Regions from separate parts of the Mus musculus genome. Here regions 1 and 2 are each linked to region 3. The links are chromatin loops, found by intact Hi-C in ENCODE. Cell type or tissue: heart. All regions are shown on one strand.

Evidence for each region. Hi-C counts contacts between places; a loop is a spot of excess contacts. Peaks named below come from ENCODE experiments on the same cell type or tissue, not always from the same donor. Only the 100,000 strongest peaks of a DNase experiment are listed, where the experiment ranks them.
Region 1: it touches region 3 in a loop (2.2-fold over the local background); 2 of 42 quality-filtered maps call a loop at or near these places.
Region 2: it touches region 3 in a loop (8-fold over the local background); 4 of 42 quality-filtered maps call a loop at or near these places.

What each region holds. Positions count from the first base shown.
Region 1 is chr14:118,708,823-118,711,322 of GRCm38, forward strand. No RefSeq gene overlaps it. Among named protein-coding and RNA genes, the nearest start is that of Abcc4, 3.9 kb to the left of the region's middle. In heart, a CTCF peak has its summit at 1,063; a DNase peak (open chromatin) is centred at 1,089; H3K27ac peaks cover 492 bases; H3K27me3 peaks cover 175 bases.
Region 2 is chr14:119,006,227-119,008,726 of GRCm38, forward strand. Uggt2 (UDP-glucose glycoprotein glucosyltransferase 2) reads right to left here. Exons shown (of 39, transcript NM_001081252.2): 33 at 1,837-1,921; 34 at 919-1,101. Among named protein-coding and RNA genes, the nearest start is that of Dnajc3, 70 kb to the left of the region's middle. In heart, no CTCF peak of the experiment used is centred here; a DNase peak (open chromatin) is centred at 1,415; H3K4me3 peaks cover 2,038 bases; H3K27ac peaks cover 1,885 bases.
Region 3 is chr14:118,936,055-118,938,554 of GRCm38, forward strand. It overlaps Dnajc3 (DnaJ heat shock protein family (Hsp40) member C3), which reads left to right and starts at 1,878. Exons shown (of 12, transcript NM_008929.3): 1 at 1,878-2,116. The coding sequence starts at 2,035. In heart, CTCF peaks have their summits at 1,509 and 1,711; a DNase peak (open chromatin) is centred at 1,647; H3K4me3 peaks cover 1,572 bases; H3K27ac peaks cover 1,459 bases.

The sequences.
Region 1 (2,500 bases), 230 kb before region 3:
GTGTTTTCAGACTTCCCACTGCAGGAAGGTAAGTGTTTCCATTGGAATGCAGAGCTGACCATCCAGTGGCCTCCTTCTCTGCGGTTTCTCAGATAAGGCATACATAAAAATCAACAGTCCTTACCTAAAGGCCTTACCTAATTTCTGGTGCTCTTTAAAATGTCCTGCATTGTCTAACCCAGGTGTTTAATTGTCTGCCAGTTCTACTTCAAAGCCTGAAAATTAGTTTGCGAAGTTAGAAATCTAGTGACTTGCCTTGTGTCTGCCCCATCCCCTGTGACAGGGGACCCTGCTGGGACTACGATTTGGAGGCTCCAAGCCACCAAGGAGCTTAGTCCCTTCAGTGTCTAGGGAGTAGCATGCTGACTTTTCATTTTTTAAACTAAGCTATTTTGAAACTTCTTAACATTCTTTTCTGAACATTAATTAACTAATGAGACATTTAGAAGACTTACTAAGCACCATTGTCTCAGTAAAGAGAGGGGCATTATGGGAATGGGGTTTCCATTCTTCCTTAATCTCTGGCCTTCCTTGCTCTCACTTTTCTCTGGTCTGCAATGAGATTCTGATTCCCTGCTTTTTGCCAGGTCACTGTGAGCCTCTCAGCTCCTCACTGCATTCTGAAGGCAGTGTACAAATGAGAAGGGCTGGGATTTACAAATCCTGGGGACTGGGGTATAGTTCTTGGTGAGTGATTGCTTAGCGTGAGGCCCTGGGTTGAATCCTCAGCACCACAAAAAATATGGACATGTGTATGTGTACCATGTGTGCGGGTGTGTGTGGGTGTGTAGAGAGAGAGCCTGTGTGTTTTCATTTAGTGAGTGCCTCCTTTGTACTACAGTTTGGCCAAACACTAGCATGCAAAGGTAGAAGAAGGGCCTCTATTTGCGGTTGTTTACTGGCTTGAAGTAATCCAGCATTATGAGTAAAAACAGAAACAATAACAAGTGGCGGAGCAGAAGAAACTGAGCAGCCCACATCACTGACAGAGTGGTGTAGCTGGTAGAGACTAAGGCAGGCAGGCTGAATGTCCTTCAGAAGCTGGAGTCAGGAGTGACTCAGCAGCTCCCCTGCTGGGAACACAGCCAAGGGAAATGAAAGAGCATGTCAGCGGGAAAGCTCACTGCTCCAGCACTCACACTACAGCAGCGTTGCTCAGAAGTGAGGGGAAGACCACATGCCCGTGAGGGGCGCATCAGACGTGGCACGTCCATATCACAAAATGTTGGCACTTCGTAAAGAACAGATCATGCATGTGTGTTAACAACGTGAGGGAACGTGTTCACGATACCATGCTAGGGAGCTGGAGAGATGGCTCAGTGGTTAAATGCACACGTTTCATCAGAGGACCAGGGTTCCATTCCATGCACCTACATGTTGGCTCACAGCCATCTTTAACCCCAGTTCTAGACTCTCTTTTGATCTCTGCTGGAACTGGGCATGAATGTGGTGTACACACACAAAGGCAAAACATTCCTATGTGTAAAGTTTAAGTTTTTAAAATACATAAGACATTTTTTAAATGTGGGTGGGTGGAGTTGTGGTTCTGTGTGTACCACACACACATAGGCTGTATTCTGTCTGGACTCTACCCCCACAGTTACCTGGCAACAGCCAGGTAGGCCTGGCCCACTATAGAAGGGGCTGTTTGCCCCCCCCCCCTTAATCTTATACTCTTGCCTTTTGCCCCTTGCTCCCCCTCTCTCCTCACTCCCGCCCCTCCCCCTCTTCATGTAGTCATGGCTGGCCTCTACTTCTCTACTCTCTCACTCTCTCTGCCTTTCTCTGCCTCTACTACTCTTTTAATTCCCCTCCCCAAGCCCTGAATAACTCTATTCTATACTATACCATCATGTGGCTGGTCCCTCAGGGGGAAGGGATGGCTTGGCATGGGCCCACTGAGGCACCCCCTCCCCCCATCCCTCGCCACACCCCCATAGAACATAATCATATCTCTTTATCTTTTTATAATCACAACATAGACCAAACTTGGGCCACCGAGATGGCTTAGTGGATGAAGGCAGTTGCCACCAAGCCAGACAACCGGAGTTCAATTCCTAGTCCCTGCACAGCAAAGGGGAACACTATCTCACACAAGTTGTCGTCTGAGTTCCACGTGTGCACAATGACACACATGCACACACACACACACACCCCACAGAAACACAATAAATAAAATATAAGTTTTTACAGAGCTGTTCCAAATACCATGCAATGAAATAACAGAAAACATAGCACACTAAGAGACCCATTGCTCTGAGGAAAAACAAACAAACCACAGAAGTCAGCTCAAAGGTCTGTTTTGGCTCAGACACCCTGAGTTTCTGTCCAAGGTCACTTGGTCCAGTTGCTTTGCTCTGTGGTAACCTCATGATGATCCCAGCTTGAGGCTGAGGAAGATTTTCAACTCAGTCTTTTTTAGGTAAGCAAGTGGGGAAGGGTATCCCAGCATCCACTTCAAATCAAATGACCAAGCTCCTTCCAGGAGGAAAGTGGTAAT
Region 2 (2,500 bases), 70 kb after region 3:
CTCCACTCCATGCTTATCAGCAAATTCTAATATAAAACCTGAAAATACACCTTTGTCCTTGATATGTCGTTTATATCCTGTGAATTCACTTTATATACACGAACACTTAAGTATTCCTGCATTAGAAATTCTGTACACTTGTCAAATATTTTCATGATTACTGATGACAAATATCCTGAAATGAGCTAATAATTCTATACATACAGATTTGGAAATGAAGGTGGCTTTTCATTATCTCCAGCTAAATTTAGAGCCTTTCCTAAGTAAGTCATGGACAGATGGAAACTTGATGGTTTCACTGTTGATGGTGGACGCAGGAGAGAAGGGCCACACTCACCACTCACCGCTAACCTTCCCAGCAAGTCAGCAGCTAGAGGAAAACCCGTGCATACCCGCGCAGGTGCGCGGAACCCGTGCATACCCACGCAGGTGCATGGAACCTGTGCATACCCGCGCAGGTGCGCGGAACCCGTGCGTGCCCGCGCAGGTGCGCGGAACCCGTGCGTGCCCGCGCAGGTGCGCGGAACCCGTGCGTGCCCGCGCAGGTGCGCGGAACCCGTGCGTGCCCGCGCAGGTGCGCGGAACCCGTGCGTACCCGCGCAGGTGCATGGAACTGTTTTTATAACGAATAATGTACACATGTCTTAGTTTTACTTGCCAAATTATACAATAATAATAATGGCTGTTTCAGATAGGAACTGCCATGTTGTACGCAGACGGTACTTCTTGTCACACTTTCCCGTCTGCGCACGCTCTGCTAGTGTGTTTTTAAACTCCAGGTTCTTAGTGGATATAAAAAATGTCGTGTCGTGTATGTCTAAAAACTAACAGTGACAATCAATGAGCAATGCAAATCCTCATGTTCATGTTCAGTTAGATGCAAAGCAAGCTTTAGTAAAAAGTAATCGCTCTTGTTACCTGGTCAGCATCAACAAATATGACTTTGTCCACAGCCAGTGGGAAAAGGACATCAAGGAAAAGGATTTTGTAACCCCAAATGATTCGCTGCTTGTCAGTCTGTTGATGAAGCCAGTGGGGCCACTTATACTGCACAAGCTCATACTGGAATCCATATTCCTTAGCCATGTGAGGAATTACCTCCTAGACACATATAACAAATCAAACAATACATTTTAGAAGAAGCTTACTATAAATCATTATAAAGAAACTGAAAACTGCTTAAATACTATTCTAATAAACTTGTTCCCAAGCTGAAAGGGAGTGTGTGAAGGAGGAAGGGGAGGGAGCGGCAGCAGACGTGTCTGTTGGAGGAAGTACGTCACTGGAGGCGGGCTTTGAGAGTGTTGAAAGACTGCTTCAAGCTTGTGGCTCAGCCTCCTGCTCCAGCTCACGCCCACTGCTTGCTGCCTTGCTTCCCCAAACAGACTCCTCAGGAACTGAGACAGACAGGTAGTTAGGCCAATGACCTTCTGGCTGGAGGGAGGGCCTGGCTACTGTGAACAGAGCAAAGCTACAGGCTTACACCTGCGCACTCACCAGTGTTTATGTTATGCACGAAAGCACCGTACGAAGAAGAAACAGAGAGAAAAAGCAAACCAGAAAGGAAAACCCCGTTTTGAAGAGGCATTACTTTTGCCATGAAGTGCTGCAAGGTTTTTATCCAGAGAATGGTTTTTCTAATTAGTGATAGCATCTGCTAGGACGGATCCTGTATTGTGTCATCTCAGTCCATGTGTTTTCCACTCCCATGCCCTATTTGGCAAATACACATTTAAAAACCTCACATTGAAAAGGGAAATGTTTTCAGAGATTACAATGGTAACAAAGAAATTAGTATCAAGCTTTAGCCACATTGTAAAATAGCCATGTGCTTACTTTAAATGTTGGCGAGAGGTAATTCTTCAGAAACCAGAACTTCACGGGAGTTTCGGTGTTCCGCAGAACAGAAAGCATCATAATCCTAAGTCAAAGGACATGGAGACAAATACAGGGTAACTTATATTCAGAGGCCTTTAAATGATGACTTATGAATACACATTGTGAAATATGTAGAGGTAAACTAAAACACCTTCAGACATTATGGCTGTGACAATAGGCAGTGCATAAGGATGTAAGGGTGCAAATATCACAGAGCCACTGTGTGATCAATACAAGGCTTTCAGAAGAGAAGGGACTGGTGCATTCTGGGACTCTGCCATGTGGTTGCTTTACCCAGGCCTTTCAGTGAAGGAGAGAGGCGCGCCCCTGAAAGTGCTCTCTAAAGCACCAGGATCAGAACTGAAATATCTCTGAGGCATTCTTTGTGGTCCTTTATATAAACTCTTAAAAATATTCTTTAAATTCTGAATACCATCTTCTTCTTCTCCACTGACTTCGTTCTTTTTCCAAATATGATATTCCTTCATGGGAAAGGAAAATTTACAATATATATTTTTTCTCATTATCTTGTTAAATTCAACGCATTTCTAACATTAATTAAAACTATTCTAAATCAAATCAAATTAATAAAATTTAAATGTATTTTAAAACTTACATGTAA
Region 3 (2,500 bases):
ATCCGCCTGCCTCTGCCTCTGCCTCCTGAGTGCTGGGATTAAAGGCATGCACCACCATGCCCGGCACATTCTATTTCTTTGGAACAGAACAAGACCTTTCTTCCTTTTTTCACCCTTTGTAGTGTATCTTCAGGAAATCACAAATATGTTAGGTTTCAAATTTGAGACAAATGGCTGAGGTCCTATTTAACATAGCAAAGTTCTCCCAACATCCCTCAGTCCCTATGTGTTGCAGCTATGGCAGGCAAGTCCAGCCCTTTACTCAGAATTCTCCAGCTTTGGGGCTGGGCTTCCCTTCCTCCAGAGGCGCTTCCCTATATAACCCAGCCGTTTTGGCCAGCCATCTTTCTTTTTCTTTTTGGTAACCTTTGCCCTCTTGGCTGCTGCACCTGGTTCCCTTCCCCCTTTTCTCACACAGCTCAGGGCCATGTCCACTCTCCCAGATGTCTCTATCTCCCTTTTACCTACACCATACCTAAGAGCAGCCACGTCCTTTTTTTCATTCAAAAGTCATCATAATGTGTAAGTCCTTGTAAGCATGAAGTAACACTAAGGTATCAAAAGCTTTGAATAACAAACCCACGTTATTTAGCGATGTGTAAAACGTTGCTGCCATATAGTGTCTGTTCAAACAGAGCAGCTATGGGCGTAACCTACCTGATTAATTTAACGACAATCTTGTCCAAGTTCTTATGTCTTTGAATGAAATAGGCACAGTAAAGAAACCCAAATAGACACTTGGTGGGTGTATAAGAGAAAAGTTTATTCCAAACTAAGGTCATTGCTTGGGAAAGCAGAGGGCTAATACTGAAGACTGAGCAAGTAATGGGTAGGGACTTTGTTATGTAGGGTGAGCTAAAGGCACTGGAAGCATTTTAAGGATGCATCAATAGATACTTAGTCTAGGGCAGGAAATAGCCCCAGAAACCATTAAGCCAACCTAAAAAAAAAAGTGATTCTGGAAGTTTCTTTGGCGAGACTGAGAGGACTGCGGATTTTAAGAGAGCCACCCAGACCAACTGTGAGACTTGGTAGAATGGCTCTTGCATCTCTGATCCACTAGCAGACCTCAATAGTGTCAGGTCCCCCAAGAAATTCCTTTCCCCCAGGTAGGGCATCTAGACAAAAGCCAGCATTCCCTCGGGGTGGTGGTGGTGGTGAAGATAGTTCCTACTTGCTAAGTGGAGTTATTCTCCTATCTCTGGGAAAAGGGACATTTGGCTCTTCCATTAACTTATGACAGTGGGGTCTATTAGCCCGTCAAGGTCCCATATAACCCAGAAGATAAATCCCCACCATCACCCCAGCCCGCGCAGCGCTTCTCTCTGCTTTCCCGAGAGACAGCCTTCGCAGTTTGGAATAAACTTTTTTTTTCCCCTTTTCACCCACGGAGTGGCTATTTGGGTTTCTTCCCCCATTTCATTCAAGAAGTCCAGTCATCTCTCTCGGACGTCCCTGGAGACTTCCTGAGACTCTCTGGCCTTACCAGCCCAGGCGGCGGCGCCTTATCCCCCAACACTACCCGAAGGAATCTGGGCTCGCTCCAGGAACCCGCCGCCCCTGCCAAGCCAGCCCGCGAGGCCGGCCCAGAAGGGCTCTAGGGCCCGCGCATGCGGACTCGGCGGCCGCAGCCCGGCCTCCCCAGCCTCTTCCTCCTCGGCGCTCGGCGGCGGTTTGGAGCCCGCTGACAGCTCCACGACCAGCGGACGCAGCCTCGTCTTGTGCTTCCACGTTATCCTATCAGAGGCGGGGCGGGGCGCCAGCCCCCACAACCAATCAGCGCCAACCACGACCCGGGCGAGCTGGGCCGCTCTGTGGCCAGAAGGAAGGCGATTGGGCGGCGGCGGCGCCCGGGGCGTGGCTCCGCGGGCCCCGCCTACCGCTGTTTTCCGCCGCCGGGCGCCAGCCGCCGCTGAGGCCCGAGCGCTGACCGAGCGAGCGAGCGAGTGGACGGGGCGCTTCGCTGCGGGCTGTTGGCCGCGCGGGCTGCTGGGCCGCGCACCTTCCTGCTCTTCGGCTCAGGCGCCCTTGGACATGGTGGCCCCCGGCTCGGTGGGCAGCCGGCTGGGCGCGGTGTTCCCGTTCCTGCTGGTCCTGGTGGACCTGCAGTACGAAGGTGAGTCCCGCCCTGCTCCCGGGGCGGGCTTCGGGTCCCGGTCCCGGCTGGGAGCGGCGCTCCGGGGCGCGAGGCTGGGTCCGAGCCCGGTTCCGGTTCCGTGGGCTGAGAGGCGGGACTGGCGGGCCGCGCGCGCGAGGCCGGTTTCGGCGGCCTGGGCCAGCGCAGCCGGGAGTCCGGCGTCCGGGGGACCCTGGATCGGGGGTGCCGGGAGGAGGCGAAACGGCGGCATGCACGGGACGGGTCCCGGTTCCGGAGTGGCGGGCCAGGGCCCTTTCCGAAGCCAGTCCCATTCCCTCACGACCCCGCGTCGGGCGCGCAACTTAGGCTGGTGCCTGGAGAAGCCCACCTCTGGGCTCGGAGCTCCCGGCGCCTAACTTGCTG